Linked DNA regions of Homo sapiens: regions 1, 2, 3 and 4 are each linked to region 5. The links are chromatin contacts, found by Hi-C or POLR2A ChIA-PET in ENCODE. All regions are on one chromosome and are shown on one strand. The core of a region is the stretch at or near the end of the contact, and the rest is flanking DNA. Distances in the headings are between cores, read along the strand shown. Region 1 has its middle 23 kb from the start of DDIT4. Region 2 holds the start of DNAJB12 (DnaJ heat shock protein family (Hsp40) member B12). Region 3 has its middle 33 kb from the start of DNAJB12. Region 4 holds the start of DDIT4-AS1 (DDIT4 antisense RNA 1). Region 5 overlaps CDH23 (cadherin related 23).

Evidence for each region. A loop is a pair of places that touch in the nucleus more often than their neighbours do. ChIA-PET counts read pairs that join two places held with the same protein, here RNA polymerase II (POLR2A). Pooled maps may share reads with other maps.
Region 1: a loop to region 5 is called in a map of naive thymus-derived CD4-positive, alpha-beta T cell, with 2.6 times the contacts of the local background. The contact joins two enhancer-like sites. A Hi-C loop is called at or near these places in 1 of 168 maps with a recorded cell type or tissue (naive thymus-derived CD4-positive, alpha-beta T cell) and 4 of 50 pooled maps. POLR2A ChIA-PET finds 5 or more read pairs at or near these places in 2 of 52 experiments (K562 and activated CD4-positive, alpha-beta T cell).
Region 2: a pooled map shows a loop between it and region 5 (7-fold over the local background). The contact joins the promoter of DNAJB12 here to the enhancer-like site in region 5. A Hi-C loop is called at or near these places in 4 of 50 pooled maps. POLR2A ChIA-PET finds 5 or more read pairs at or near these places in 2 of 52 experiments (T-cell and naive thymus-derived CD4-positive, alpha-beta T cell).
Region 3: a pooled map shows a loop between it and region 5 (5-fold over the local background). The contact joins two enhancer-like sites. A Hi-C loop is called at or near these places in 6 of 50 pooled maps. POLR2A ChIA-PET finds 5 or more read pairs at or near these places in 3 of 52 experiments (K562, T-cell and activated B cell).
Region 4: a pooled map shows a loop between it and region 5 (2.9-fold over the local background). The contact joins the promoter of DDIT4-AS1 here to the enhancer-like site in region 5. A Hi-C loop is called at or near these places in 1 of 50 pooled maps. POLR2A ChIA-PET finds 5 or more read pairs at or near these places in 3 of 52 experiments (B cell, activated CD4-positive, alpha-beta T cell and activated naive CD8-positive, alpha-beta T cell).

What each region holds. Positions count from the first base shown.
Region 1 is chr10:72,295,047-72,299,197 of GRCh38, forward strand. No RefSeq gene overlaps it. Among named protein-coding and RNA genes, the nearest start is that of DDIT4, 23 kb to the left of the region's middle. RefSeq lists enhancers at 825-1,119, 2,124-2,423, 3,075-3,731, 3,344-3,433 and a silencer at 2,784-3,053. Within about 2 kb of position 2,290, at least 39 of the 41 ENCODE cell types and tissues checked have a DNase peak (open chromatin) inside an H3K27ac peak, as active enhancers do.
Region 2 is chr10:72,352,265-72,356,778 of GRCh38, forward strand. It overlaps DNAJB12 (DnaJ heat shock protein family (Hsp40) member B12), which reads right to left and starts at 2,655. Exons shown (of 9, transcript NM_017626.7): 1 at 2,501-2,655. The coding sequence starts at 2,633. RefSeq lists enhancers at 2,112-2,241, 2,632-2,881.
Region 3 is chr10:72,319,511-72,323,636 of GRCh38, forward strand. No RefSeq gene overlaps it. Among named protein-coding and RNA genes, the nearest start is that of DNAJB12, 33 kb to the right of the region's middle. RefSeq lists silencers at 1-534, 3,021-3,315 and enhancers at 1,261-1,555, 1,305-1,724, 2,158-3,357, 3,320-3,369. Within about 2 kb of position 1,286, at least 41 of the 41 ENCODE cell types and tissues checked have a DNase peak (open chromatin) inside an H3K27ac peak, as active enhancers do.
Region 4 is chr10:72,271,161-72,275,649 of GRCh38, forward strand. It overlaps DDIT4-AS1 (DDIT4 antisense RNA 1), which reads right to left and starts at 2,551. Exons shown (of 2, transcript NR_186445.1): 1 at 1,690-2,551; 2 at 226-1,357. It overlaps DDIT4 (DNA damage inducible transcript 4), which reads left to right and starts at 2,764. Exons shown (of 3, transcript NM_019058.4): 1 at 2,764-2,900; 2 at 2,997-3,261; 3 at 3,535-4,489. The coding sequence starts at 3,057. The coding sequence ends at 4,028. RefSeq lists enhancers at 1-293, 1,261-1,784, 1,785-2,308, 3,019-3,138, 4,407-4,489.
Region 5 is chr10:71,746,990-71,751,461 of GRCh38, forward strand. All of the region lies in intron 38 of CDH23 (cadherin related 23), which reads left to right. VSIR (V-set immunoregulatory receptor) reads right to left here. Exons shown (of 7, transcript NM_022153.2): 7 at 567-4,301. The coding sequence ends at 4,264. Among named protein-coding and RNA genes, the nearest start is that of VSIR, 24 kb to the right of the region's middle. RefSeq lists enhancers at 1,009-1,218, 1,604-1,653, 1,854-1,983. Within about 2 kb of position 1,827, at least 29 of the 41 ENCODE cell types and tissues checked have a DNase peak (open chromatin) inside an H3K27ac peak, as active enhancers do; they include B cell, where a contact is called at or near this core.

The DNA.
Region 1 (4,151 bases), core at 1,040-3,539, 550 kb after region 5:
TGGCAAAACTCTGTCTCTACTAAAATACAAAAGTTAGCCAGGTGGGGTGGCACATGCCTGTAATCCTAGCTATTCAGGAGGCTGAGGCAGAACTGCTTGAACCCAGGGGGTGGAGGTTGCAGTGGGCCGTGATTGTGCCACTTCATTCTGGCCTGGGCGACAAGAGTGAAACTCTGTCTCAAAAAAAAAAAGAAATGATCTACTATACTCTCTCTCAGAGGCATATGAATCGTAACAGGAATTAAAGGAGTGAAACCCCATCTAATTATGGGATTTTAAAAAGTAAGGCATACAGGGGTAGGTAAGGTCCTTCCTAGGGTCCCTCAAAATCACGCCTGCTGCCCACTGCACAAATCCTGCCTGGTCCCAGAGAGGGACCACACACAGAGGAAGGGAGAACATAGTGCCAGTCCCTGAGGAAGCTCCCCTCTGCTGGAGAAACGAGAGGCAACTGGATCCCCCAATACTGCATCACTCCAGCTAAACATGGAGGGCCTTCGGAGGCATGGCAGGCAGTCGCCCGGGCTACAGCAACCAGAAGGGCTTCAAGGACCCTCCAGGGAGCAACAGGAGCCAGGGTGAGGGGGTGGGGAGGGGGATGGGCACTGGATGTGATGAGGACTGACTTGGGACGACTGACATGGGACCAGCGAGGAAGGGGTGGGCACTCTCCCAGGGCAAGACCCTCACTTTCCAATCCGTTTCCCCCTGACTGGCACCTGTAGTACAAGGTGCAGAGGGGGTCAGGAGGTGGGTTCTGAAGCCCTGGCATTGGGGTGTTACCAATGGGCACCCATTCAATATCTCTTCAGTTCCTCCTTTGGAGAAACCCTCTTCCCTCCTTCCTTTTCAGCCCATTGGAGCAGGTGAGGCTGCAGGTGTGGGGCCTGTGAACAGATTTGCCAATCAACACAGGGTTATTCCTGCCTTGCCCCTGGTATCTGTGTGGTCACATGACCCCAACTGTCCAGTTACAGTGAAACCCGGGACATGTGTCACAATTCCCAAGGACAGAGCCTCTTTCTACTCAACTGGAACTTGGGATGATGTGCCCCTGCAGCTGCAGCAGGTGCTCATGGAGCCCAAACACTTCCCAAGACAGCAAAGGCAAAGTACAAACAAGTACAAAGACTCTGGGAAATGAGTCTTCATGACGTCGTGGTGTCGCCAGATCGAGTCATGCCTGGGGTTCTCAGTTTCCTGAGCCAGTAGATTCCCTTTTTAGCATAAATCAGTTTGAGTCAGGTTTTCTGGCATTTGCATCATTAAGAGTCTGACATTCATATGGTGAATTTTCTTTTCTTTTTTTTCTTTTTTTTTTTTTGAGATGGAGTTTCGCTCTTGTTGCCCAGGCTGGAGTGCAATGGTGCGATCTCGGCTCACCGCAACCTCTGCCTTCTCCTGGGTTCAAGCGATTCTTCTGCCTCAGCCTCCTGAGTAGCTGGGATTATAGGCATGCGCCACCATGACCGGCTACTTTTGTATTTTTAGTAGAGACGGGGTTTTTTCCATGTTGGTCAGGCTGGTCTCAAACTCCGGACCTCAGGTGATCTGCCCGCCTCGGCCTCCTAAAGTGCTGGGATTACAGGCGTGAGCCACCGCGCCCGGCCATGGGTCTGTTCTTAAATGGGGCTTCCAGAGGGAACCTCAGCCTGTTTTGAAATAACAAGGATCCAGGCACGGTGGCTCACGCCTATAATCCCAGGACTTTGGGAGGCTGAGGCGGGCGGATCACGAGGTCAGTAGTTTGAGACCAGCCTGACCAACATGGAGAAACCCCATCTCTACTAAAAATACAAAATTAGCCGGGTGTGGTGGCGCATGCCTGTAATCCCAGCTACTCAGGAGGCTGAGGCAGGAGAATTGCTTGAACCCGGGAGGCGGAGGTTGCGGTAAGCCGAGATCGCGCCATTGCACTCCAGCCTGGGAAACAAGAGCGAAACTCCATCTCAAAAAAAGAAAAGAAAAGAAGAGAAAGGACAATAAGGAGTTAGAAACACTTTCTCCCTTCCCTCCTTCCCGAGGGGCGGGCTCCATCTTCTTTATTTTTTATTTTTAGAGAAGAGGTCTCCCTATCTTGCCCAGGCTGGTCTCAAACTCCTGGTCTCAAGCGATCCTCCGGCCTCGGCCTCCCAAAGTGCTGGGTTTAAGACGTGAGCCACCGCGCCCTGCCTCCATGTTCTTTAATCTGCTGTCCCTGGCCCAGGGACCTCCGCAGATAAAGCTCGGTTTCCCCTTTCTGACGCTGTTACCAGTTTGCGGCGGTTAACCCCCCAGAGAGAGCCTGACGCAGATTTGCTGCAGGAAACCACCGAGTCTCACGGCTTGGCACGAACTCTTCCTTCCGGGCCGGCCAGGATGCCTGAGCGTGGGGGTGGGCAGGGCACCTCCTACTTCCCCCCGCAGATAACCACCAACCCGGCCACATCATTCTCACATCTGGGAACTGAGCTCACTCGAGGCTTTTCTCACGTAGCCTCCTTTGAACCTGTTTCCTCATCTGTAAAATGGGGCTAAGGATAGCATCCACCTATTTCAGGGTCGTTTTGAGGGAATCCTGGAGAGAAAACTAGGGTTTTCAGCAAAAGGATCGGCACAAAGTAGATGTTCGCCGCTCCCCTCCCTCCTTCCCGCTCCCCCGGGCAGGAAGGCTCGCGTGCGCGAGGCCACAGCGCAAGCGGGTGCAGAGCAGGATTCGAACAGGGTTCCATGCAACTCCGTGCCCAGGGTCCTACCACCGCCTGAGCTCAGCGGTCTTCAGCCAGCGGGGCCCTTCCACCCCCTTCCTTAATAGTTTTCCTCCTCCGCCTCCTGCACGGCCTCCGCCTCCGCCTGACCGTCCTCGGAAACCTCCCAGCCGCAGCCCGGCCCTCCCCAGCGGCCTGAGTGGCCTCCTCCCGCGGCGCCCCCCAGCTCCGCACCTCCCCAGCCCCGCCCGAGGCGCGCCCAGCGAGCGTGACCCCGACCCAGGGCCACGGCTGCGCCCGTAGGATCGCGGGCGCGCGGGTCTCCATGAGGGACTGGGAGAGATGCGTCACCCGCTAATCCCTCAACTGGGTCGCACCCGGTCTGCCTTGGTTGGTCCCTTCTGATGGCGGAGGCGGGACCTCGACTTGGTGGCCAATGAGGAGCCTCGTGGGGGTGCTCTCGGCTGCCATGGCAACGGAGGGGCCGCCCGCTTCCCCGCGGGGCGAGGCCGGCTCTCCCAGGACTGGCCACATTGCAGTCACGCGCTGTGGCCCCAGTCCTGTTAGCATGAGGTGGGGGTCAGAAGTTGAGGAACAACTCGGACCTAAAGCCTTGACAATTGCCAACAGTGTAGACAAGTCCCAGCATGCCCAAAATTTATAAGAGAAGGCTGCCTGGAAGAGGGACACGATGAGGAGGGTCTGCTGAAACGGACAAAGAAACCCAGTTCAGTGCAGTGGAGTGGACATGGCACGGGCAGGGCACGGAGTGGGGTCGGTGCTTAGTAAGCGGATTAGGGTTTCCAAGCCAAGACCCACCCAGGGCAGGATGGGGAACCAAGGTGAGCAGGTGCGCTGAATTGTGGGTCTCACACTGTCCTTCAGTGTCCCGCAGGAAGAGAGAGCTAAGGATCACCAGGGTCATTCCCCTGCCTCAGGCAGCCTGCACTCCACCTTAGGTACAGTCATGTCCGGTCTTCAGCATTCATTAACCTCGTATTCTTCCCAGGAAGAGGAAGGTGACCAGGTTCATTGTCCCCATTTCATAAATGAGAAAACTGATGCCTGCCTGCTAAAGTAGCTCACCCTTGGGCCGTGGGGCCTGGCATTGGGCCCAAGCGGGGCCCTTCCAGGGAAGCCCCAGCCCGCAGTTCTGACGTTGCCCACCCTTGCTGATGGTGCAGGGATGTCAGGGGCAACTGAGCCCCATGTTTAACGAGGCAGGTGAGCTGGGGTCAGAACCCTGCCCTGGCCTCTGATGGCCCTGGGTGGGGATGTGTCTAACTCCCTCCTCAGTCACTCTGGGAGGGAGTCCAGTGTTGCCCCACGCTCGTGGCCTCCAGAAGCCCACAGTCTAATGGGGAGACAGACCCTACAGGGACCACATGATGTGAGAAATGCTGCAGGGGTGACGTGGACAAAGCACAGGGGAGCACAGGAGAAGGGGTGCCTGAGTCGGCCCAG
Region 2 (4,514 bases), core at 1,405-3,904, 610 kb after region 5:
TTTTATTTCCCAAACTTAATCCTCTCTGTATACGAATTACCACCTCCACTGCCTCTAAATCTTGCTACACTTTGATCTCTTCCCCCAAACGTTACAACTTTCAGCTCCTTTGTCTTCTTCCAGGATGCCTTTCCTCAAGTCTCACACCGTCCTCCAAAGCACAATTCAAATGTTAACTCCTGTCATCCCCAAAGCATTCCCTCACTGTGAGATAACATTATTTTTATGCACTTGCTACAGCACTCACTAAACTGCTGATAATTTAATGTTCAGGAGATTGTCCTCCGCACCTCCTCCCCACCATCAGACTGTGAACCCATGGATGATGGGGCCTGATTTTTTCATGCCTGTCCTTAAGTCCTCAGCGTCTAACCTTGGGTTTATTTTTTGTTTAATTACAGTTCTGTCTTGTAATATTTGTTTCTGTAAGTTTTGTCTCTTTCACTAGATTATAAGCTCTTTTGAGGTGAGGGATCACATTTTACCAATCTTGCTAGCACCAAGCAGAGGACTTTGCAAACAAAACATAAATGATCTTCAACAAAAGTCTGCTGCATTGAATGAGCATCTGGGATGAGCCTAAACCCAAAGCAATAGACCGCCACCTAATATATCTGTATTACTCCCCCTGGGGAGGCAGGTAGCCAGCCCAGTGGGTAGCCCTGCCCTCTATTTTTGAAGTAAGATCTTTCCCTGTCCCAGACCTAAACTAATCCCAGGTCTTTGTCAGCTCAGTGGAGGGCTGCAGATGGTAAAGTTTACACGGATGCATAAGGCGTATAGTCTCATAGTCTTTCCAGAAAAGCACAAATATGACAAATATGCATGCAGGTGGTTCTTCTGTCTCAGCAAATTCCAGAGCCTGAGCCCCAGAGAGGACACTCCTTCAAGCTCCTGAACTGGTGCAGGGGCCTGCTGACAGAAAGATCCCCAGAGGCCCTGTGGCCCATCCTTTCTTGGCTGCCTGCTCCTGAGCCCGCAGCAGCATCAGTGTCAGGCAGAATTCTGACAGCTGGAGGATACCACCCCACCACAGAATATGAATTAATTCACAGGGAGGCTCCTCGAGCAGGTTACCTCAGGTGTCCTGGCAAATACAGCCCGAAACCCTCTCCAAGGGGAGGCAAACAGGCCAAAGATCAACCTGCAAGAGTCCGGAGGGAGGAAAGTTCAGCAGTCCAGGCTACCTCTTCCACCAGCGTTCCGCTTTCTCAATCTCATCAGGCGGGCAGGGCCGGTTAGGAGGCTGACTGCTGTTCCTCAATTTCATTTCTTTTCCTTCATAAACATTTACAGAGTCACAGAACATTTTACTTTCTAGCTGTGTCATCCTGGGCATCCCTTACCTCAGAGATTTTCCTCACCCATAGAATAAAGATAATGATCTTTGCTCTGCATCCCTGACTGGCAGGCTCAAGTGAGAAGGCACAGGTGAAGGAGCTTCCTAAACTGCAAAGCCCTATGGGTATTATTGCCAATCACATTATCTGCGCCAACCCTCTAATCTTCCCGAGGAGGAAACCCAAGCTCAGGAAGGTCACGTGGTAGCCGTCAGGATGAGACTGGGCCCTTCGGAGTGCCTGTTATTCCCAGACGGTTTACTGAGTGGTGATCACAAGCACCACCCGGTGTCTCTCTCCCCTCTAGCGTGGATTAAGAAAAACTCCTTGGAAAACTTAGGTTAAAGAAAAAAGAAAGGGTTCCCGGGTGAAGCGAGGTGATGAGTTGTAAAGCCAGCTTCACTCTTCCCTCCCTGGCTCAGGAGGCTCCTGTCCAGGGCAACTCAGCAGCCTCGGCGTCCACATGGCTGACCGCCGCTGGACTCTTGCGGGCGATGGAGGACTGGCGGTGGCTGAGGTCAGCACCTCCCACCAGGCCACCCGCTCCGAATCTCATCATCGGGAGGAGTGAGGGGCCCGGCTTCAGGACAGTCCGAGGCGGCGGACTGGGGTGGGTGCAAAGGCCGGCTTGCATTTTGGGAGAGTGGTCCCTGACCCTCAGCCCGAGAGGTGAGAGGGAGTGAAGATACGGAAGCGCCTTTCCCTGGCGCCCGAAGAACAGAAATGTCTCCCTGTCTAGCGCCCATTCTCTCCCTTAAAGGAGTTATGTTTATTTTCCTGAACTGTAATATTTCCCAGGCCGGCGACTGGCCTGGGCTACCGAACGGCCCCTTGGGAAAAGTAGTTCGAGTTCACTTCCAGGTAAGTTCCCTTCGTCCCGGCTGCCAGCGCGTTTCATTCTCGGAGACCTCAAACCCCAGCGGGCTCCGCCAGCACCCCGAAAGCTGAAGTCCCGGCCGCCCGAGTCTCCAGACGGCTCGCATCCCGCAGAGGAACAAGAGGGAAAAACTACGCCTCCCAGCAGCCACCGCGCGCCTCAGTGCGCAGGCGTAGCCGCGCCTCGCCACCCCTCCCCCTCCCCCAACTGCTCCCGTCGGTCCGTTCCCGTGTTCCCCCCATCAGTTCTAATGTCCCCAGTCTCTCCGGCACCTCACACTCACCGCGAACTCGCGGCGTCGGATACAGCCGCTGTGCCTTCTCCAGGAAGCGGAGCGCCCGGTCGGGCTGGTTGCTCTGGATGGCCTTGAGGGCGATGCTGATACAGCGCTCAGCTTCATCCTTGTTGGATTCCATGGCGGAACCAGAACGCGGAACCAGGGAGGGGGAGGCCGGGCGAGCGAAGGGCTGCGCCACCCGCCGGCGCGTCGCGGGCAGCCGGGCGCGGAGTGATGACATCCACCCTCCGCCCCTCCTTTCCCGAGTTTTGAGCGAGGGTGGAAGTGCTACCGTATGTCTTCTAAGAAAGGGACGGCTGGTGTAGGTGTCAATAATGGTGCACGCCCAGATTCCATGTTCCGGAGGTCTTAGAGTTGAGTATGCGCCAACCCTCTAATCTTCCGGAGGAGGAAACCCAAGCTCAGGAAGGTCACGTGGTAGCCGTCGGGATGAGACTGGGGCCTTCGGAGTGCCTGTTATTCCCAGACGGTTTACTAAGTGGTGATCTATATACGTAATGTAACTACATACGTTTCAGACAAAGGTTATTTATTCACTGAACAGATATTGAGTGCCCACTGTTTGTGAGGCATGGTTTTATGATGGGGATACAGGGGTGAGCAAAACAAAGCTCCTGCTCTCATGGAGCTTACATTCCAGTGTGTGTAGGCTGGGGGAGCTCCAGATAGATTCAGATAGTGATAAAAGCTCTGAAGAAAAATTATGGAAAACACAGGGATAGAGAGTGGGAGGCGCTATTTTAAATAGCGCGATAAAAGAAACCTCTCAGAAGCTGTCATTAACAGGTACCAGAATTCAGGAACGATAACAGGTAGATGTGACTGTCTGGAGGAAGGGTGGTCAGGCCGAAGGAACAGCAAGTGCAAAGGCTCTGAAAAGGGAATTCTCTTGGTGAGTTATAACAGATCAGGAAGGCGAATACATTCTAGGGAGCGTAAAGATTCTACTACAGGCTGGGCGCGGTGGCTCACGCCTGTAATCCCAGCACTTTGAGAGGCCGAGGCGGGCGGATCACTTGAGGTCAGGAGTTCGAGACCAGCCTGACCAACATGGAGAAACCCCGTCTCTACTAAAAATACAAAATTAGCCGGGCATGGTGGCACATGGCCTGTAATCCCACCTACTCGGGAGGCTGAGGCGGGAGAATCGCTTGAACCTGGGAGGTGGAGGTTGCGGTGAGCCAAGATCACACCATTGCACTCCAGCCTGGGCAACAAGAGTGAAACGCCATCTAAAAAAAAAGAAGAAAAAAAAAAGATTCTACTACAGAGTGTAATCCAGTTCTATCATTATCCCGTTCTTCGAGGGCTATCACTCCAGTGAAAGCAATCTTGTGAAGGTTGCCAGTGACCTCCACGTTGCCGAATCCCCGAGTCATCTGTCAGCCCTTACATTGCTTGGCCTTTCAGGCAGGATTTGGTAAGATGCTACTACAGTAATCCGGATGAGAGTCAGGAAGCTACTATTATAATACAGGTGAAAATTAATGGTAACTTGGATAAGGGTGATGGCGGAGGTGGTGAGTAGTAGTAAAATTCTGGATATATTTTGAAGACAGAATGACGCAATGGATGTGGGCTGTGAGAGAAAGAAGATTCAAGGATGATTCCAATGTTTTTGGCTTGATAACTGGAAGAAGAGAATTTCTATTTACTAAAACAAGGAAATGGAAAAGACTACAAAAGCAGTTTGGTGGGGGAATATTAAGGGTTTGATTCAGTTTATGATGCTTTTTAGAATCAAGCAGAGATACAGACTAGGATGTTGTACATACGTAGGGTTTAGGCAAAAAGGACCTGGAAATATAACTTTGGGGCCAGGCACAGTGGCTCACTCCTATAATCCCAACATTTTGGGAGGCCAGGGGTGGGAGGATCACTTGAGGCAAGGAGTTTGAGACCAGCCTGGGCAACAGAGTGAGATCCCATCACTACAAAAAAATAAAAAATTAGCTGGGTGTGGTAGTACACGCCTGTAGTCCCAGCTACTCAGGAGGCT
Region 3 (4,126 bases), core at 36-2,535, 570 kb after region 5:
ACTCAATTTCCCTCGTTTGTCCGCTCAGACCAGACGGGGCAAAGGGCAGCCATCAAAGGTGTCTGGGACGAGCCCGGCGGGGTAATGGGCCGCTAGGGACTCAGTCTGGCCCGGGTCTCAGCCGGGGCAGAAGGCAGCCGGGCGAGGGCCGCGGGTGGGGGGCAGGGGGCCGGGGACAAGCAGCCCCGCCCAGGCCGGCGCGCTGTGTGCACAACGTGCAGGGCTGCGAAAGCGGATGCGGCCTGATGGGGCAATCGCTGGCAACGCGCCGCGGGTTGTCAGCGGGCGCTGGGGGGTGGGAGCCCGGCGCCGGCGGGCCCTGCCTCCAGCATTGGCCCCGCCCCCAGTTCCGCAGTCGTGGCTGGGTTTCGGGGAGGGCGCCCGGTGCGGGGGGCGCCCAGGGCCTGCGCACACGGGTAGGCCCGCGTGCCCAAGCCCCCTTGCAGCCCAGGCGCCCTGGCTCATTATCCATCCCGGCCACTGGCGTTCGGTTCCGCTCCTGTCGCACCACCCCCTCACTGCTCTGACAGATACCAGGAGCTGGTGCCAACCCGCAGACACACCTGGGCAGCCCCACGTGGGTATCGCACGCGCAGGGGCACATCTGCCCTGCCGGGTTTGGAGAGCAGTTGCAAGTCAGCCCCTGGAATGTGGTCCCGTGCCGGCTGGAGCAAGAACTGTGTAACCTCTCTGAGCCTCAGATAACTCATCTGTTAAATGGGGAGGATGATAGCATCACTGGGTTGTTGTCAGGATGAAATAAGATAGAGGCTATAGGGGCGGGTGTGGTGGCTCACTCCTGTAATACCAGCACTTTGGGAGGCCAAGGTGGGAGGATCCCTTGAGCCCAGGAAGTCAAGGCTGCAGTGAGCCAAGATCACGCCACTGCACTCCAGCCTGTGCGACAGTGTGAGACCTGGTCTCAAAAAAAAAAAAAAAAGGCTACAAAGTGTTATATCAGAGTCACTAGCACTCACCCAGTAAGTGATAGCCATGAAGATTCTTAAAGAGAAGGGAACTGGGAGCTACAAAGCCAGCTGGGCTCACAGGCTGCAACTGGGGCATGTCTGGGTTTCCGGCTTCTTTTTTCCTTCCCTGTATCATATTTATTTTTTCCTCAATATCACCCCTCATCTTTCACCCAGGGCCTGCAATATTCCTTCGTTCATTTGACACACATCGGTTGATATTTGTGCCTGCTGTGAGGCATTAAAAACTGCTTATCTGGCTGTGTGGCACCCGGGAACTTTCCCCAGGCCACACCAGCTACACCTGTGGCCTCCTCAGCCTGGGTTGCTGCCCTGAGTCACTGGAGTAGGTCACTTCCTCTCTCAGTCCCTCCATCTGTGCAATAGGGATAAGAGGCCTGGCTTCTCTCTAGTCTCCTGGGACTGTCAGGGGATGAGTCAGATAACGGTGGGGAAGGCGCAGAGAGGCAGAAAGCAGCTCTTACTAGAGCGGGGCCCATCTGGCTGATGCAAGGCTTGCACTTTGCATGTAACCCCAGCCGGTACAAACAGGGATGGCTCCGGGAAGCGTGAGGAGCAGGGGGAGCAGAGAAGTCCCCAACCCTACCCGACAGCCGGGGTGTGGGATCCAGACTGGCAGCTTAGGAGTCTGAGCAGCTGGGGCTCTGTCCAGGCTCTGCTTCCCCAGCTCTGCGAGCATGACAGCAGGTTCCTGACCCCTCTGATCCGGCTGCCTTTTCTGTCACTCAGGGGTTGCAGTACCTCCCTCACCTAGCTGAAGTTGGAAGTGAAGGTGGTAACTCCCAGAGGGAGTGGAGCCCTTCCGTGTTTCTGGGAGGGGTCTGAGGGCTGGCCGGGGGGGTCCGGGTGGGGGAGGTGGGACCAGACAGGAGGAAGGCAGCCCTGGCCAAAGGCTCAGCATATTCCATAGTCACCTCAGGCAGGGGGTTCTAGGGGCTCCTCCCAAAAGAGTCAGAGACCCCTGCACCCTCAGCCGACCCCAGGCATGACAGACCCCGCCTCATCCCACAGTGCACAAGGAGATCACACTCAGATCTGGGCCCCAGTCTGGCGTCTGCCCCAGGCCAGCTGCATGACCTTGGGCAGGTGATTGAATGTTTTTGGGTCTCCATTTTTCCACTTGTGAAATGGGGATAGCGATGCCTACTTTGTAAAGCTGTTGTGAGGCTGGGGGAAAATGAGAACGATATCAAGTGTTCACAGTAGAGGCCAGCACTGTTGTGAGCGGCAGCTCCTCTCCCTCCCCTCCCCTCCCCCTTTCCCTATCACAGGTGGGGCCAGGTGGAATGTCACAGTAAGTCCTTGGGATAGAAAGGTCTACTGACATATTCAAAGTGCCCCCGCCCCCAAGGTTTCTAGCCTGATACCATAAGCTTTGATGGCAAGAGCTCTGTTTGCTTGGGGACTTTATATGCATGATTGTATTTGACATATGACGAGGGCCATACGTGGCATCCATTATATAGATGGAAGCGGAGGCAGGAGAAGTCAAATAGCTTGTCTGGTCACATGGCTAGAAAGGGTGAGTGCCAGGATTTGAAACCAGGTCTTCCGGACTCCAGCTCATCCACCACACACCCCCTGCCTGCCTCTTGCTTTTGCCCTGGGTGTTCTCCTCTTTCCTGAGTGGCCTCTTATGATGTGGAGTCCCCGAGGCCAGGGACGGTCATGAGCATGGCTTCCTTGTCTTCCAGGGTGTGGCTCAAGCACACAGTGGGTCCTCAGTCCACCCTGCTGACCAGGGAGATGAGTCCTGGCATGAGGGAGATGACTCATGAAGCCGGGCTGGGCGAGGGTACGTGCCTGTGTCTCTGTGTGCGTGCATCTGTGTGCGTGCACAGGGAGGGGAATGAACGAGTACTGTCTGCTGGAGGCCTTCTCTCTCCAAGCTCCTACCCCATCCGGCGCTGCTCCTGAGACTCAGCCTTCAAGGGGGCTCTGAGCCTGAGAAGCAAGGGTGGGGGAGGTCTTGGCCATCTCCCTCCCTGGCCTAACGCAGGGCCTGGTGGGGGCTGTGGCTGATGGCGGTTCCATGGGAAGCCAGGTCCTCCCTGGTCCAAGGGGAAGCTCTTCGGGCATCTTCCACCAGTCTAGGCCCTGCTATTTTTAGATGCTGTCCCCTCCCCAACCCTCCCCTCCCCATCACATACCAGCTGAGGGAGGAAGTGACTCACCTCAAGCCCAGACAGGTAGAGGCAGCCTCAGTGGGCCCCGGGCAGGCCTGGTTCCTACGCTGGGGTTGCCTTCCTGGGATCACCTCAGGCCTGCCCCAACCTGGGGACAACACAGGGCTGGGATGGAGCCCAGGGCCTTTCTTGGGCTCCTCCATTCTCCATCTCACAGGACCTAACAGGCCTGGGTCTCTGATGGACTGTGGAGCCTCTGCTCAACTCAGCAGACCTCATCAGGCCTCGGACTGCACTGTGGGCCTGTGGCCGGCCTCAGCCCAGTCTGAGGGAGCCAGACAGGCGAAGGGGACTGCCTGTGGCCCCACCCTGTCTTTGTGAGTGACCAGTGTTATGGAAAGAAAAAATACCTGGTTCAGTGGGGACAGGAAAGGTGTGATGACCCTTGGGATGTGTGTCCCAGTGGAGTGGCCAGCTGTCCCAGAATGCCCAGATCTGAGGGGTTTCTGGGGACTCGGGACTCTCAGTGCTCACCAGGAGAGTCCTAGGCAAGTCAGGACGGTTGGCCACCCTGGTGCTGCATTGCAAGGTATATCCTAGCGAGAGGGCAGGTGTGGGGAGCTTGTTTTGGTTTCCTGACGGAGTCTCACCTAGTCAGGGCCGCAGGACCCAGCCCCTGGCCAGCTTGCTCTCTCAGGTCAGGGCATCACCTTGTCCATCTCAACTGGAAAGAGGCTGGGCTGGGCTGTGTGAGAACCCAGAGCCCCGGGGCAGGCTGGAAGACCTGTGAGCCACTTTGGCCAGGGAGGATAGGGGCCTGTCAACATGGGGTTGGGTGGACAGGTTAGCAGAGGCTGGGGCTGGGAGAGGAAGGGCACCTACCCACATAGGGCAGGGCAGGGGGAGGCAACCAGGAACAGCAGGAAATAATGACAGGAGCCCAGGATGTGCCTCAGGTAAGCTTGGCCCCAGGTCTGCAGACTGTCGGGTACTTGCAAGGAGGAATGGGAG
Region 4 (4,489 bases), core at 1,301-3,800, 520 kb after region 5:
AAGACACTGACCACTCCCAACTCCCCCAGGCCTCTGCCAGGCCTCCTTGCAGGAGACTTTACCCTGGAACCCACTCCCTCCTACTTTAGGAAACACTTCCAACAATAGGACTGCCTTCTTTTTTTTTTTTAATCGCTTTTTAGAAACACAATGAGACAATAACACTAATAGATTTCTTTTGAAAAGAAACAAAATTACTCAGTGCGCATTAACCAGCCCTTCCCATTTGAGACAAGTTGTTTTATTAACAGAAGGAGACAGTGAATGAAAAAAAGGTGCTTGGAACACTGTTGGGCAGTCTTGATGGTGTTTGTTGAATGAATAAATGATTCCTAATAACTGACCTTTCCAAACCGGACCCGGATTCTTTTCCTTATGAATATCTACTTAAAAGGAAAAAAAAAAAAAGCCTGTGCTTTCTTTAGGTCAGTGTTCCACATTTTCCTGAATTTTTTTTCTGTCCAAAAAAAAAAAAAAAAAGGCCAGGCGTGGTGGCTCACGCCTGTAATCCCAGCACTTTGGGAGGCCCAGGCTGGTGGATCACCTGAGTTCAGGAATTTGAGACCAGCTTGGCCAACATGGTGAAACCGTCTCTCTACTAAAAATACAAAAATTAGGCCGGGCGCGGTGGCTCACGCCTGTAATCCTAGCACTTTGGGAGGCCGAGGCAGGCGGATCACGAGGTCAGGAGATCGAGACCATCCTGGCTAACACGGTGAAACCCTCTCTCTATTAAAAATACAAAAGATTAGCCGGACGTGGTGGTGGGCACCTGCAGTTCCAGCTTCTCGGGAGGCTGAGGTAGGAGAATGGTGTGAACCCGGGAGGCGGAGCTTGCAGTGAGCCAAGATCGCACCACTGCACTCCAGCCTGGGTGAAAGAGTGAGACCCCATCTCAAAAAAAAAAAAAAAAAGAAGAAGAAGAAGAAAAAACATCGTAACTCTTGTTTCCTTAGGGTGTTTAGGTGTCCCGCCCAAATCAGCCTGGAGGAAATGTGAATGTTCCTGATGGATTAATTCAGATCTTCTCTCTGGCCAGCAGGAAGACACACCCATGCAGGTCACCTCTGTAAGAGTGATTTCAAGAGTATGTCATCTACTCCAGCCCTCCAAGAACAACTAGCCGCCTTGATCCAGTGTCTTTTATTATTTTTAATTTTTATATCCCCATTGTTAAGCAATCTGGTGTCTTTAAGGCTCCAACAAGCGACAGAGCTTGAAGAATGGGAAGAGAAGGCCTTGAAAGTCCCAGTGGCTCACAAACTATTCCATTCTGCAGCTGTCTTTAAGATGTCTCCTGGATCCCCTGATTTCTTTTTTTAATCCATAAATTTGTCTCCATAAGTGGGTCTCCCACCTGTCAAATGAGAGTAGGGTGCAGAGCTTGGATTCTGGTTCTTTCAGGTTCTAAGTCTTGGCCCAAGTGTCAGCTTTTTCTTTTTTCTAAGTTGGGGTGGGGATGGGGGTTGCGGAGGGCAGTGGCCTGACATCTCCTGCAAGTGTCATTTGTCACGCGAAAGCAAGCCTGACCCGAGGCAAGGCCCGCCTATCTGGTTAGGTTCCTTGCCCGCCCCCGGGGCCCTGGGCATCTGATGTAAGTTTGGCTCCCTCTTCCATCAGGGTCCTCCTGTCCCAGACTGATAAACCTTTAGAGCAATAAAGGTCGAGTCCGTCTCAACCTCCACCCACCCTCAGCAACCACTGTTAGCCTCTGAGCACTGCTGCCAGGCCAGATTTCCTGTGGCCCCGCCTGAATGATGAAACACGGGATGGCCATTGCACTCCCTGGCTTTTCCAGAGATCTCGGTCCTCGGTCCTGATGCAACCGTCTGGATCTTTTACACAAAGCGCTAGGCGAGCGCTGGGTGCTAGGACCCGGGGGGCGCCCGGGCAGGGAGGTCCGGCTGCGCTGCCTGCAGTCCGCGGGGAGGGCGGATGGGTCTGTGAGTCCGACTGCTGTGAATCCTCGCTTCCATCCCTGCACTGGGCGCTATGAACCCGGGCCCATCCACACTCCTCTAACCACTCTCCTCAAGCCCTCTCCTTGGGAGCAGTTGGAAGTGGAAGCAGATAGGGTTTGGGAGGAGGCAGGGATCCCCATTAACCTATGTCCTGGGCTGTAGAGTAACAGCCAGGATGGGCAGGTGGGGCCTTGGGGAAGGGGCAGCATGGTGCCCGGAGCTTCCCAGTCTGTGGACCCCACCCCCATATCCCGAGCCTTTGCAAAGCAGGGATAGAGGGGGTAAGGGCGCGAGGGCAGGCCGGGCTAACGTCTGCTCCTGCGCCGCCGTCCCACGGGCATCCCCCCCGTGTGTGCCCAGTTGTTCCCGAAGCTTTAGGATCCAAGACGCTGGGGGCAACCATTTTCCTTGCCCGCCGCCCCCTCACGCTTCCCTGCCTCTCCTCCTAGCCTGGTCACGGGCTGTCCCCTCCTCCAGCAATGCAACCCTATAATAAACAAGTCTTTCCTTGATCCTCCCCTGCCGCGAGCGCCCTCGGGGACCTTGGCAGCTGCAGCCGCCGCGGATCCTTTCCAGAAAGGGGGCGTGGCGGTGGGTCGGGGTTCGACTGCGAGCTTTCTGGGGCTCAATGGAGGCGGGGCCCGGCCGCTGTCACCGGGCAGGAGAGAACGTTGCTTACGTGCGCCCGGAGTCCATTGGCCAAGGCGGGCCACACTCCCGGGTCTGGATTGGGTCGTGGCGCAGAGAAGGCGTGGCCTCGCCGCGCTAGTCCTTATAGGCTGCTCCGCGCTGGTGCTAGGGCGCAGCAGGCCAAGGGGGAGGTGCGAGCGTGGACCTGGGACGGGTCTGGGCGGCTCTCGGTGGTTGGCACGGGTTCGCACACCCATTCAAGCGGCAGGACGCACTTGTCTTAGCAGTTCTCGCTGACCGCGCTAGCTGGTGAGTGTCCCTTCTGTGTGTGGGTCCTAGAGCTCGCGGTCTGGTCTGGTCTGGTCCCCAGACTGACGCCTGGTCGGTCCCCCTCTTGTCTTACAGCGGCTTCTACGCTCCGGCACTCTGAGTTCATCAGCAAACGCCCTGGCGTCTGTCCTCACCATGCCTAGCCTTTGGGACCGCTTCTCGTCGTCGTCCACCTCCTCTTCGCCCTCGTCCTTGCCCCGAACTCCCACCCCAGATCGGCCGCCGCGCTCAGCCTGGGGGTCGGCGACCCGGGAGGAGGGGTTTGACCGCTCCACGAGCCTGGAGAGCTCGGACTGCGAGTCCCTGGACAGCAGCAACAGTGGCTTCGGGCCGGAGGAAGGTGAGCGGTGGGCGGGTGCCGACGCGACTCGAGGGGCCGGGAAGGTGGGGAAGCCCCGGTGCTGGAAGGGGTCAGAGCCGCCTTGGCTTCCTATCCCATCGGGACCCAGATTGCTTGGGGGCAGGGGGAATTGGAGTATAAGGTGAGTGAGGCGGAAACTGAGGCACGGAGTGGGAAGGAGCGTTGGTTTCTTAAGGAAACAGCACCTCCCCCGCCTGTGCGTTTCGTTTTGAAGCCGCTCTAATACCCCTTCCTGTGTGCTCTCCTTTCCAGACACGGCTTACCTGGATGGGGTGTCGTTGCCCGACTTCGAGCTGCTCAGTGACCCTGAGGATGAACACTTGTGTGCCAACCTGATGCAGCTGCTGCAGGAGAGCCTGGCCCAGGCGCGGCTGGGCTCTCGACGCCCTGCGCGCCTGCTGATGCCTAGCCAGTTGGTAAGCCAGGTGGGCAAAGAACTACTGCGCCTGGCCTACAGCGAGCCGTGCGGCCTGCGGGGGGCGCTGCTGGACGTCTGCGTGGAGCAGGGCAAGAGCTGCCACAGCGTGGGCCAGCTGGCACTCGACCCCAGCCTGGTGCCCACCTTCCAGCTGACCCTCGTGCTGCGCCTGGACTCACGACTCTGGCCCAAGATCCAGGGGCTGTTTAGCTCCGCCAACTCTCCCTTCCTCCCTGGCTTCAGCCAGTCCCTGACGCTGAGCACTGGCTTCCGAGTCATCAAGAAGAAGCTGTACAGCTCGGAACAGCTGCTCATTGAGGAGTGTTGAACTTCAACCTGAGGGGGCCGACAGTGCCCTCCAAGACAGAGACGACTGAACTTTTGGGGTGGAGACTAGAGGCAGGAGCTGAGGGACTGATTCCTGTGGTTGGAAAACTGAGGCAGCCACCTAAGGTGGAGGTGGGGGAATAGTGTTTCCCAGGAAGCTCATTGAGTTGTGTGCGGGTGGCTGTGCATTGGGGACACATACCCCTCAGTACTGTAGCATGAAACAAAGGCTTAGGGGCCAACAAGGCTTCCAGCTGGATGTGTGTGTAGCATGTACCTTATTATTTTTGTTACTGACAGTTAACAGTGGTGTGACATCCAGAGAGCAGCTGGGCTGCTCCCGCCCCAGCCCGGCCCAGGGTGAAGGAAGAGGCACGTGCTCCTCAGAGCAGCCGGAGGGAGGGGGGAGGTCGGAGGTCGTGGAGGTGGTTTGTGTATCTTACTGGTCTGAAGGGACCAAGT
Region 5 (4,472 bases), core at 577-3,076:
TGCTTCCCCTGGCTTGAGATCAGAAGGTCCCAGCCTGGCCCTCACCCTCTGTGGCACCAAGAAGGCTGGCCTTCCCTGACCCAGCACAAGTACATCCAGACCCTTCCCTTGGCCTGGCTTCTTGAGGGATGTTCCACAGCTGCCCAGATGCTCCACATACAACTGGCTAAGTTCCTCCAAGAGACCCTGGGGCTCAGCTGCTGAGGGTTTCTCCCTTCCCCATCCCCTAATGCAAGCAAGAGGGGTGCATGGGCCACTGTGCCTATCAGGAGTCCTCTAGCTCCACAGTTGGCAGGCAGAAAAGGGAGTGGCAGGAGCTGATATGGAAGGAGCCTACCCATCAGCAGCAGCGTCTTCTGGACCCAGAAGAAGGCCCAGGCCAGGGCAGGCAGAGCACAGATAGGAACGTTTCTGGTGTGCAGTACAGTGGAGCCCTGGACCTGTGGGCACAAGTTCATCTCCCAGAGCCCTTGTATGTGCTCTAAGCAAGTCCAAGGTGAAGGCCAAGCCAGGCCCTGGCCCATAATACCAATCCATTCAGTGAGGAGGAAGCAGGAGACCCAGGGTTTAGTCGTAGTTCCACCGTTTACTTGTTTTGACAAGACACAGACCTTTCAGAACCTCTATTGCCCTCTGTGTTAAATGGCAGCAATAAAACCTCCCAGGATTTTCAGGGAAGGGGGTGGATCAAACAAGTTACAACACATGTGAAAGTGTGTTGGAAAGCACCAAGTATTCTAACAGAAAAGGCCAAGAAACAGCATGCATGCTGCCACTTCCCTCTCCCGTGCCCAAGGCAGACATGGCTATCTATCTCGGCACTGTCTCACCAAGCTATATTGATCATTCAGAATCCCTCTCAACACATTCCAGGATAGTTAGGGTGACATAGCCTCCATGGGGTGAAGAGAAGCAGCAATGCAAAGCAGGGAATGCCCAGGGAATGGGCCAGGTGGCCTGTGCCGTCTATGGGCTGGGCCTCATGCTCAGCTGGGCTGTGGCTGGGCTTCAAGAGGCCTTTGTTCCCAGCATCCTGGTTAGCAACCCCAGTTCCTCTTTCGTGCATTGTGGTTCCCTGAGAAAACGTTAACCCAGCCCCCAGCACAGTCAGGCCAGCCCTGGGGAAGGCCTCATTCATGAGGCAGGACCCCAGGGGCCAAGTTGGTGCTCGGTGGTGGCAGGACCCCTGCAGCCCCCTGTCCCACTGCACACTCCCAAGTCCACCCCGCGAGGAGCACCCCCTGAAAAAGGCCATGTATCAGCCCCTCTGCCCTGGGCCACTGCATGTAGTGGGAGCTCTGGTCAGGCAGAAGTCTTTTGAAAAGCAGGTCCTGGGGCTCCTGCACCTCCACCCCAGCGCCCATCGCCACGGACTCCCCCAGGCAGGGCCAGCCTGCCCACCAGCAGTCACCAGTGGCCTCCATGGTGTGTTTTTAGGGAGTGCTGAGCAGTCCCCGCTGTGTCAGCAAAACCCTCCAAATGGTGCTTTCAATTCCATTCCTTCAGCCTCTCCCTGGGAGGGAATAAAGGCAGGAAGTCTCTATTAAACTGTGAATGTCAGGAGATAGGTAAGATGGCCCCTAATTCCTGATTGATCTCCTAACAATGAATTAGTTCTTAAAAGCATGGATTTCCCTCTCAGGGCCTCAGACTGTGCCACGAATCCAGCGCTCCAGGAGCCTCCTGCCCCAGCCCCTAGTGCTCCTCCCGCCCCCTGGAGGCGCCATGTTCTCGCACCCAGCTCTCCCATGCACCCCAGCCCACAGCCACCAGGGCTGGCATCAGAGGCACTACCATCCCGGGCAACTCAGAGGGCGGCTCCAGCAGCCTGCCCCTCCCCAGCAGCAGCAGGGAGGGACGTCCCTAGTGCGTTGTAGGCAGGGCCTGTGGCCATGGATGAAGATGGAACTGGGAGCTCAGAGTAAATTTCGCTGAAAACAGGAAACCACGAAGCCCAGATGCGTTCAGTTGTAAAAGGGTCCAGAGAAGAGAGGGCAGGGCCGCACCAGAGGAAGCTGAGGAGGAAGTGCGGTGGCTGTTCTGCTGCGGGCCGCCTCCCTCTCCACACAGCAGCAGCCAGGCCTGGGGTCTGGCAGCCAAATTCTTAGAAGTTGTCTCTGCCTCAAGGTCAGCAGCTGAGGGCTGGGGCCAGGCCAGCCTCCCCAGAGGGCAGGGCATGCTCTTCCTGAGTTGGGAGAACCGGAATCTGGGCTGTGGGCTTGTCCTTCGACTCCAGGAACAGCAGGTGTCCTGTCCCCACTCCTGCCATGCAGGCCCCCATGAATTGTGAAAAACATACCCTCTTTCCTTCTTTCTTTCTTTTTAAAATTTGTTTTGAGGCAAAGTTTTGCTCCGTCCCCAGGCTGGAGTGTAGTGGCTCGAACACAGCTCACAGCAGCCTTGAACACCTGGGCTTAAGCGGTCCTTCCACCTCAGCCCTGCAAAGTGCTGGGAGGACAGGTGTGTGCCACCATGGCCAGCCAGCACCCTCTTCCTATGGCAGCTGGCATCAAGCATTGTGGTGACCAGAGGGAACAAAAGAAGGGACCCCCCTCTGCCTAGGGACAAGGGAGAAGCCGGGGTTTGGGCATATTCTGGCCACTCGAGGTGTCAGCCCCATCTCCGGGCCTATGTTTACCCTCTCCTCAAAGCCCCTGGCCCAGCCCAGGCAGAGCAGGAGGCCCTCAGTGGACCATTCCTTTGGGCCTAACTGGGGGGCTTAGAAGCAGGGCCATGTGTCCAGGTGGGGTTCCCTGGCTGTAGCCACAGGCCCAGGGCTCACTGCTGCCAGGCAGCCTAGAGGTGCTCCCCTTTTCCATCCCCCCAACCCCCCAAGCAATTGGGCGAACATCTTCCCGCCTAGCCCCAAATCCTGGCTTTCAGCACCCAGGCCCAGCTCAGCAGAGCCAGTGTAGGCTGCTAGGAGACAAATGCCCAGGCTGGACTATGCTCTCCACAGTACCTGGGGCCCCCATCCTGCTAAACGCTACAGGGGGTCTGCCCAGCCCCACCTCACCTGTCCCCATGCTCAGGCACTGCCTTCCCTGTTTTACCCCCAGAGTGTACAGAGATGCCCCCTACTCTCCTCCCCTGCTTTAAAATCCTTCAATCACAATTCCACAGAGGACTCACCTTGCCTATGTGTATAAAAACAAAGCCAGGGCATGCCCACAAGCAGGAGATGGGAACATCACCCGCACCTGGCCGAATGGCTCTGAAGCGAAGACTCCACCAGGCCCAGATTGTATGGAGTGGAAGGTGGGGGTGGGGGAGGAGCAGCAGAGTGCAGATTTAAACTGGCTCTTACAATCCATCTCCAGGGTTTGCACCTGTTTCCCCATGTAGTTTTTAATAGCATCCCGCTTCATACTCAGAAGTGTCCCAGGGTGGACAAGACATTGTGTGGCACCCTTGCAATGGCCCGCGCTGAGCAGTGGGAGTAGGGGATGGGGAGGGCGGGGGGCAGGTGCCCCTCTCCACTCACCTTCCCAGAAGGCCCCACCCACCTCCCTCAGCACCATCTCCAGTGGGTGGGGCAACATCTGTCCTGGCCTCAGATTGCCCAAGACACCATTTGCTCACGGAGGCCACCATGCCCCAATATGTACTTCCCGTTTCGGGACCACCAAGCTCTGGGGACTGGAATGCAGGCAGTGGAAGCCCCAGATTGACTTAACCTGTTGACAGATCTTCAGAGAAACTGCTGGTAGGAGGCAGCTGGGGAAGGTGGCGATGGCCAGTGGGCAGGCAGGCCTGGCCCCAGAGCCACTGTGGTACAAAGAGGAAGTCTGACAGAAGAGCAGCCTCGGGCAAAACGGGGGAGCCAAGGCGGCCACGGGGGAGAAGTCTCTCCACCGTGCCCTGTGTCTGGTGCCTGGGAGGGTGGCCCAGTGTCCATCTTGTCCCACTGATGCTGCCACATCCCAAGGCTCATGTCTCAGAACGAGAGCTGCTGAAGGGCTGGACGTTCTGAGACTTCTTAAGATGTAAGTCATTTGGCATCTGTAGCTGGTGAATTTCAGGTCTCTAGGGGAGAATCTCAGCACCCCAAAATCCTTGGAACAGGGGCTGAGCCGTCCAGCATCCCCATGTAGCATCCAGAGGGGTTGAGGGGCTGGGCTTCTGGGATGTCACAGTATCTGAGCCCAGAGCAGGAGGGAGGGAACCAGGGCCGAGGCCAAGGAGGCCACTCACAGAGCCAGCCCTGGCTCAAATGCACCTGCCCCAGACCCAGCCACAACAGCCCACTGTCCCCCAGCTGGGCTAGATGACCTCAAAGTTTGGAGAGTCAGGGACAGGGTCTGCAAGAAAAGGAGAAGCAAAGTGAACGGGGCCCCTCTGCCCCTCACCCTCAACCCCACCCCGTGAGGCCGTGGAACTCTTCAGGGAGGTGAATGGGGGCCCCTCTGTCCCTCACCCTCAACCCCACCCCGTGAGGCCGTGGAACTCTTCAGGGAGGTGAATGGGGGCCC